Linked DNA regions of Homo sapiens: region 2 is linked to region 1. A link is a loop called in an ENCODE intact Hi-C map of the cell type or tissue named here. Cell type or tissue: mammary epithelial cell. All regions are shown on one strand.

What was found. Peaks named below come from ENCODE experiments on the same cell type or tissue, not always from the same donor. Only the 100,000 strongest peaks of a DNase experiment are listed, where the experiment ranks them.
Region 2: a loop joins it to region 1, with 2.9 times the contacts of the local background. A loop is called at or near these places in 1 of 110 quality-filtered maps.

Annotation. Positions count from the first base shown.
Region 1 is chr3:144,160,580-144,164,579 of GRCh38, reverse strand. No RefSeq gene overlaps it. Among named protein-coding and RNA genes, the nearest start is that of DIPK2A, 190 kb to the right of the region's middle. In mammary epithelial cell, no CTCF peak of the experiment used is centred here; a DNase peak (open chromatin) is centred at 2,279; H3K27me3 peaks cover 120 bases.
Region 2 is chr3:143,899,445-143,903,444 of GRCh38, reverse strand. No RefSeq gene overlaps it. Among named protein-coding and RNA genes, the nearest start is that of SLC9A9, 53 kb to the right of the region's middle. In mammary epithelial cell, no CTCF peak of the experiment used is centred here; a DNase peak (open chromatin) is centred at 2,164.

The DNA of each region.
Region 1 (4,000 bases):
TGGCACTTCCCCTATCTCTTTCCTCTCTCTCCTCTCTCACCTCCTGCCATGTGAAGAAGTTTCTTGCTTCCCCTTTGCCTTCTGCCATGGTTGTAAATTTCCTGAGGCCTCCCCAGCCATGCAGAACTGTGAGTCAATTAAACATTCTTCTTCATAAATTACCCAGTTTCAGGTAGTTCTTTATAGTAGGGTAAAAATGAGCAAATACACCCCTTGAGCCGCATCCTCCAGTCTTTGCTGAGTGCTCATTTTAGTTTATCAAGGAGAGGCTGTACTGAGGTTAAAAGCACAGAGACTAAAGTCAAACCATCTGAGCTCAAATTATGACTCCATGTTGGAAAACTTTTTCCATGGATAGCTCATATTTCTGCACAACCTGCCAGCAGAAGCACATATAGCCTTTATTTTGGAATATCCTGCCAAAGATATTTCTATAGTGAATAATCCTGGACAACAGAGATATTCCAAGAGAGCATGTTGATTTGCTGTCTAGTATAATTAAGATGATGCCTCCATCCAAGACAAATGTTGAATAAGTTTGTACATAGCTCATTAAAAGTTTGAAATTTCCTAAGCTTGGGGTTTCTCTTAGTCCATTTGTGCTACTATAAGAGAATACCATAGACTGGATCATTTGTAAAGAACGGAAATGTATTTCTCAAAGTTCTGGAGACTGCAAAGTCCAAGATCAAAGCACCAGAACCTGAGGATCTTCTTGCTGCATCCTCCACAGTGAGAGGTAGAGGACAAAAGGAAGCAATTGCTCTTCATCAAGCCCCTTTATAAGGGTACCTGATCCCATTCGTGAGGAAGGAGTACACATGGCCTAATCACTTCTTAAAGACTTCCATTTTCAATACTATCATAGTGACAACACCTGAAGTTTGGAGCGGACACATTCATACTATAGCTTAGCAATTTCCTAAGCTTGGGGTTGCTCAGCTATGATGCAAACCCCATTGCATGCACAGCATCCATCTGGATCTACCTCTAATTTACCTCTTTGACACTTTGGGGGCAGGAGTAACAATAGGAACATGAAACTCGTGCTGCCTGTTGTCTTTTGACACCTTTGGGACCAGGAGTCTCATATATTTTGCCAGCATTCATAAAACTGGGAGAAGCTAACATGTTAGCTTATGAGTAGGGTAAAATCTCAGACTGGACACCTTGCCACTTAATAGGTATGTGACCTTGGAAATAAATAAATCTCAGTATAACTTTAGTGTTCACATCTAAAAACTGAGGTTGACAATCATCTTTACCTCACAAAATTGTGACGTTTAAACAAGAGAATGCACAAGAAATGTGGCATAGTTTCTGACTGTAAACACTCAAAATCAAGTGAACTGTTGAGTTTTTGTTGGTGTTGGTTTAACATTTCTGACCTTTAAAAAATTTTTTCCTCTTATCTGCACAATTTGTCTTTTTGGAAATACTTACTCATCTTTTTCTTTTGTTTTAATCATGTGAGCACATGTATGGAAGTGGAAAGTAATAATATCCAATAAAATACAATGAAACCCGTGAACTGTATATCTGAGCACCATCCAGACATTTGCAGAGGCAAGAAAGGAGTTTACTGCATTTGCTCTGGGGGATCAAAGCTGTGGTTTTAGCTGTAGATATGAATTAAGGGGAAACTGCTATCTAATAGTGAAAAATTCCAGACCAGCAAAATCAGAGGACCTTAGGATGGGGGCTCTGAGCACTGACAGTGTCTTCAAAGTCCCCCAGGTGACAATAACATTCAGCTGGGTGAAACTACTGTTCTGACCAAAAAGATTTGTCTTTTTTATTCTGAGGTAGATGTTGAATCTTGATTGAAAGCACTTGGAGAGCTTTAAAACAATACCGAGGCCCGTGCCCCATTCCCAGAAGTTGTAATTTATTTGTTCTAAGTGAAGACTGGGTATCAGGGAAGTAAAAACTACCCAAATGAATTCAATCTGCACTCAATGTTCTAAGAGAACAGCAAAGAGCTAAAAGCTTCTCCTTTTAAATATTCCAGGGAGATAGGGCAAAGGATTTAATAAAATCACAGAAAATTAAGAGGATAAATCAACATTTTCTCATCCTTCAATGTTTTTTATGTCCAAAATCAAGTTGAAGTCTTTCAAAATCATGAATCTAAATCAACTGGCTTTGCTTTTAATGAGGTCAGAGTGGTCCTGCAATTCCTTCCCAAACACAACAATTAGATTGTAGCACATTGTGAAGTCAGCTTATATATGCGTATGTTGATGATTCAAACAATTTTTGTGGCCAAATATGCTACAGACATTAGTCAGGCAGGTTGTGTAGACAAGTCTGCAGTTGATCCTCATGATTCTTGGGAAGGCTATGTTTGTTTTGGATGAAAGCACCTCTGTTGTTTACATAAGCATGTTTCACTCATATGTTTGTAAAACCTGATACTATTCAGGGTATGAAAGTCCAAACAGGATTGTTACTGAATTATCTGCAAAATAAACAGTTTCATTTAAAACAGTCAGCTTTAGGCCACACATGAAAAATAACTTTACATGGAACCTTCAAGCTAAACATGAATGTTTAAACTATAAAAGTATAATTTAAAACCAAATGCTATTTAAAAACTAGCAACCTGTGGGAACAATTTAGAAGAAATATTGTCTAAAAATTTGATTGGTGAACAAATTCTCAATCTTCTCTTCCAAAATCAAAATGTAGTGATCAAGATGAATACTTCACTTTATTGCTTAAATAAACACTATTTAAGTGATATCGAAGGAAAGGATATTAACATCTGAACAGTTTCTTCTACATATGTGAGACAGTTTACTGTCATCGTTTTATTTTCATGCACACAGCAGCCACCTCAGACATATGCTATTATAATTGAGGCTCATGGAGGTTAAATTGCCCAGTAGCTCAGCCCCTACATGGTGAAGGTGGGAGTAGATCTTGTCAGTCTGGTGTAGAAATCTTACTCCTTCCCATTACATCACTCAGCATTAACAGTGGAATTACCAAACAAATGAGCCCTAATTAAAAGAAGTGGCTCTGTAATTCATTTCTAATCTAGCCTATATATGTCTGGAATCATGAATTGCTGTATAGTGAAAAAAATCTCTGGACTGGGAGTTGGAAGATCTAATACTTTCTGCTCAGCATAACAGCAATTGTGGGCATGCCAAAAGTTCTTTGAGCCCCAGTTTCCTCATATGTAAAATAGAGATTCTACTATCTTCTTGATCTACTCCTCTAAGTTATAGTGGAGAGAGAAGTACAGATGTTTTATAACTGTAAAGGACTAAACAAGTGTAGGGAAATATCACCAGCAATACTCTCTATATATGACAGGTACCTAGAAAATACCAATTTCTTTTAAACAGGCAAGAAAAATATTTATGGTATCAAGACATTGGGTAGAAATAAAATCTACTCAGAATAGATTTCTGAAATAGATTTCTACTCAGAATAGATTTCAAATGGCCTGTCCTAGCATATAAAATTAAATTTCACTGTCAAGTGATGACTCCCTAGATAGACTCAGCAGACTTCCCAGGGTTTCCTGATTGAGCGACTGTAGGTGTACAAAGTTAAAATCCTTCATTATATATCACCAGATTTTACATTCCCTTATTAGTCTTCCACCCAAGGGAATTCTCCTCTGTGGCATACTTTAGTGTTTTGTTTCTTTTTTCTAAGTGCCTGAGAATCAAAAGATCTTCATTCTTATTCTAGGCCAACCACATTCTAACTGTGGATACAGGCATGTTTAACCTCTGCAGATACTAGCCTCTTCACCTACAAAGTAGTTAGGCAATGTTTAGGGTTGCCAGATCAAATACAGGAAGCCCAGTGAAATCTGAATTTCAGATGAACAAAATTTTTATAGTATAAATATTTTCTGTATTTCTATCTGAGAAATTTGGCAATGCTAGCTGAATGAATTCTCAGGCCCCTCAATCTCAGCATGGTCTTACTTCAGAAGATACAACTAACAATAACAATCACAATAGTTGAATTATTTAAG
Region 2 (4,000 bases), 260 kb after region 1:
CTGAGGCTCTTGTCAAATGCACGCATGCAAAGCTACTTAATCATAAGCCTGAGATTGTCACTTAGGATTATGATTCTATATGCTAACATATAATTCTGTATATTAACAAGGACCTCTTCTATTCATATCCCAATTGAAAACCACTATGACATATCACATATCTCTCCTTTGTAAGAAACCATGAGAAACATCTCTGATATAGTTTGGATATGTGTCCCCATTCAAATCTCATGTTGAATTGTAATTCCCAATGATGGAGGTGGGATCTGGTGTGAAGTGATTAGATCGTGGGGGTGGATTTCTCATGAATGGTTTAGCATCATCCCTCTTGGTATTGTCCTCATGATAGTACGTGAGTTCTTATGAGATCTGGTCATGTAAAAGTGTAGCACTTCCCCTCTCACTCCCTTGCTCCTGCTCCCACCATGTGAGATGCCTGCTCACCCTATGCCTTCCACCAAGATTGGAAGCTTTCTGAGGCTTCCCCAGAAGCAGATACCACTATGCTTCTTGCACAGCCTGCAGAACCATGAGCCAATTAAACCTCTTTTTAAAATAAATTCCCTAGTCTCCTGTATTTATGTATAGCAATGTGGGAATTAACTAATACAATCTCTTACTTCAATTGTAGGAATAACTGTCCTAAGCAAAGCACCTCACCTCTACTTATACTACAGCCAGCATTACCACACACGGTACTTAGAGATACAGTGAATTTTGTAGTTGACTATTCTTTATAATTTACCTACAGGAAGATTAGAATCCAATTTTCCACCTCTTTATATTTGATGTGCTGGTCTTGGACTAAGCTCATTTTCCTTTTAGTCCAATTACTTCAAATTATTTTAATTTGCTAGTTATCTAAGTCACCTCAAATACTTTTTGCAACAAGGGGGTGTAAACAAGCTATTAAGAAAGATCTTTAACAGTCTAAAGCATCAGGATCCTGTAGTCAAGGAACCAGAAGCTCATTTACGCAGTCACTTGCCATTCCTCCCTTGAATGCTTTATAGTTTCATGTCCCCAGGGGACAACTGTGTATCATCCTTGTCTGAGGAGCAGAAATGTAGACTGTTCATTTCTCAGTTTAGTGGCCATAATATTAGTGATGGAGACACTGTCAAAGCTTTACCTGAAGCACCCCTACATTTTTAGAAGGAACCGGAAGCACCCCTACATTTTTAGAAGGAACCGGAAGCACTCCTACATTTTTAGTAGACTAGAAGTCTACTAAAATGTAGACTGTTCATTTCTCAGTTTAGTGGCCATAATATTAGTGATGGAGACACTGTCAAAGCTTTACCTGAAGCACCCCTACATTTTTAGAAGGAACTAAAGCCCAGAAATAATAACTAGTTGGCTCAAAATTGTTCCTAGAATGAGAAAGCTGGGATAAGAAAGCAGGTTTCTTGATTCTTCACCTATTCCTTTTCTTACCACACCATACCCATAGCACTTCCCAATTTGCTAATTTCTATGGATAATTCAAGGAGGGTTATTGCTTCTTATTGCAAGTTGTCTTGTATTCTAAACAGTAACCTGAGGGATGCACTCTGGATGACCCAAGACTTAAGCACTAGGAAGACACCCTCTGTTTCTTGCTTTCTGGGGTTAGTTCATGAAAGTAGCTACAGCAGAGGGAACAATGACCAGGTGATGAATAGCCTGATAATCTACAAGCCATTGCTTAATTTCCCACTGGATTAGTCTGGCCCTTCTCCCTATTATCTCTAAAATTCTAATCTCTAGCATCCTTTTAGTGAGAGCATCTCTTAGAAATTTGAGAATCCTCTTGTTTCTATGGAGAAACTCAGTATGACATGAGCATGTTCAAAGAGAAGACAGTTCTTTGAAGAATATTTTATTGATGAGGGTTTTTTTCCCCCTTAAGAGACATGAAAGGTTTGGTCTGAGAAACCCAAGTATTAGACAGAATCATTTATACCTTGGGATTCCCAGGAACCAAAGTGTATGCAAAGTCACAATACTCAGAAGGGCAATTTATTTATATTATATGTCAATTAGTAATATGCAGATGTCCTAAAATTGGTTGTGGTTATATATTGCAATAATTTCTAATCCATTACTCATAAAATGACTAATGAAATTACAAAATACAGCAACAGATCTGATTCCTCTGAGTCACTCTGCTCCTATTCTTGCTCATTTGCTATTTTTTCTCTACACACACACACACATACAAACACACTTTCAGCAATTCAGTCACTCAAAGCTGCAGCAGTTTAGAGATCAAAGTTTCTACATTTCCAGTTTGAAGTTTCCTTAAATAATTAAACCTAATCTAAAACTCACTTAATGTTTCATGAATCTTATTTGCATTCTTCAGCTACATTCTACCTGGTTCATTAAGTGGGGGATGATGGTGAAGAAAAGTGCTTGGGGGTTGATGCCTAGATAGTATAAGAAATAAACCAACAAGCCAAATTAAAGATAATGTTAATTTGTAACCATTGTTCAGTTAGTTGGATTTAGTTATTGTGATTCCAAAATGTATGCAACTGAATATAGGGCCAACCTTAGGGTTCCTGGTATGCTGCTTTGACTGATCATGTTTTGGGCTGTGATGTCAGTTTACTTTCCTGAGCCTGAAGGGAAATATTCAAAATGTGAGCAAGTTAGGCAAGTTACGTTACTTCTCAGAACTTCAGTTTCCCCATGTGCTAGTTTCTTAGCTTTCAAGTCTATAGTGAGAATTAAAGATAATAGGTATCTGGCCGGGTGTGGTGGCTCACACCTGTAATCCCAGCACTTTGGGAGGCTGAGGCGGGCAGATCATCTGAGGTCAGGAGTTCGAGACTAGCCTGGCCAACATCGTGAAACCACGTCTCTACTAAAAATACAAAAATTAGCCGGGTGTGGTGGTGCACACTCATAGTCCCAGCTACTCAGGAGGTGAGGTGGAAGAATCGCTTGGACCCAGAAGGTGGAGGTTGTAGTGAGCTGAGATCGCACCACTGCATTCCAGCCTGGGTGACAGAGCAAGACTCCCTCTCGGTGGAGGGTGGGGGAGGAAGATAATAGGTATCAAGTACTTAATGTAGTGCCTGGTACATAATAGGAAGTTGTTATTGTTATTAACAGTAATAACAGAGGGGCTCTTGTTCTATGATAAGAAAAAGAAACTAGTTTTGTAGCACAATTAGAATAATTAGAATAATAACCACAAACTACTTTTCATATCACTCTACAGGCAACATCGTTTTGCTTGAAATTCTCTAGGAATCATTAAACAATTCCAGAATGTTTACATCTTCAATTTTCTGGAAAAGTATGCCCTGAGAATATAGAATATTGACACTTTTTAAAAAAAATATTGTAGTGCCTCACATCTGCTCCAATAAATTAATGTTATCTTGATTGACACCTTTGGTGGAGGCAAATGTAGGAGCCAATGAATAAATTGACCCGATAACACATCGTTAGCAAAATTCTGTGTTTTTATATCTTTTACTTTAACACACTTTGAAACATGTCAAGTTTGTATTCCTCCTTTCTGGTTGTGCATGGTCAGTTACTGACCTTCATCTGGCACTTTGTATAATAGAACATGTGTCACTAAAAAGGTCTTTATATGTTAGTCCTGAGCAAGCTTTGATGCTGTGGCTGCTCCCTTTCTTCATGTGAGTGGCGCAAATGGGAGGACCAGTGTGAATGATTGCAAGCTGTCTAACTTAACAATCTAGGGAGGTAACACAATTGCAACAAAAGAAACATTTTGTACAGCTTTTCTTGGGTGAGTTATAGTATCTATAAAGATGGAAATAGTTACATATTTCTTTATATTTTTGAGACTAAAAAAGCTGTAACAACAACAAAAAGGATCACAAAAATGCAATAAATGTGTCCATTGGTGTGTTTTTTGTTGTTGTTTTTTTTTGTTTTTGTTTTTGTTTTTTGTTTTTTGAAACGGAGTTTCACTGTTGTTGCCTAGGATGGACTGTGTTGGGGTGGTCTCGGCTCACCACAACCTCCGCCTCCT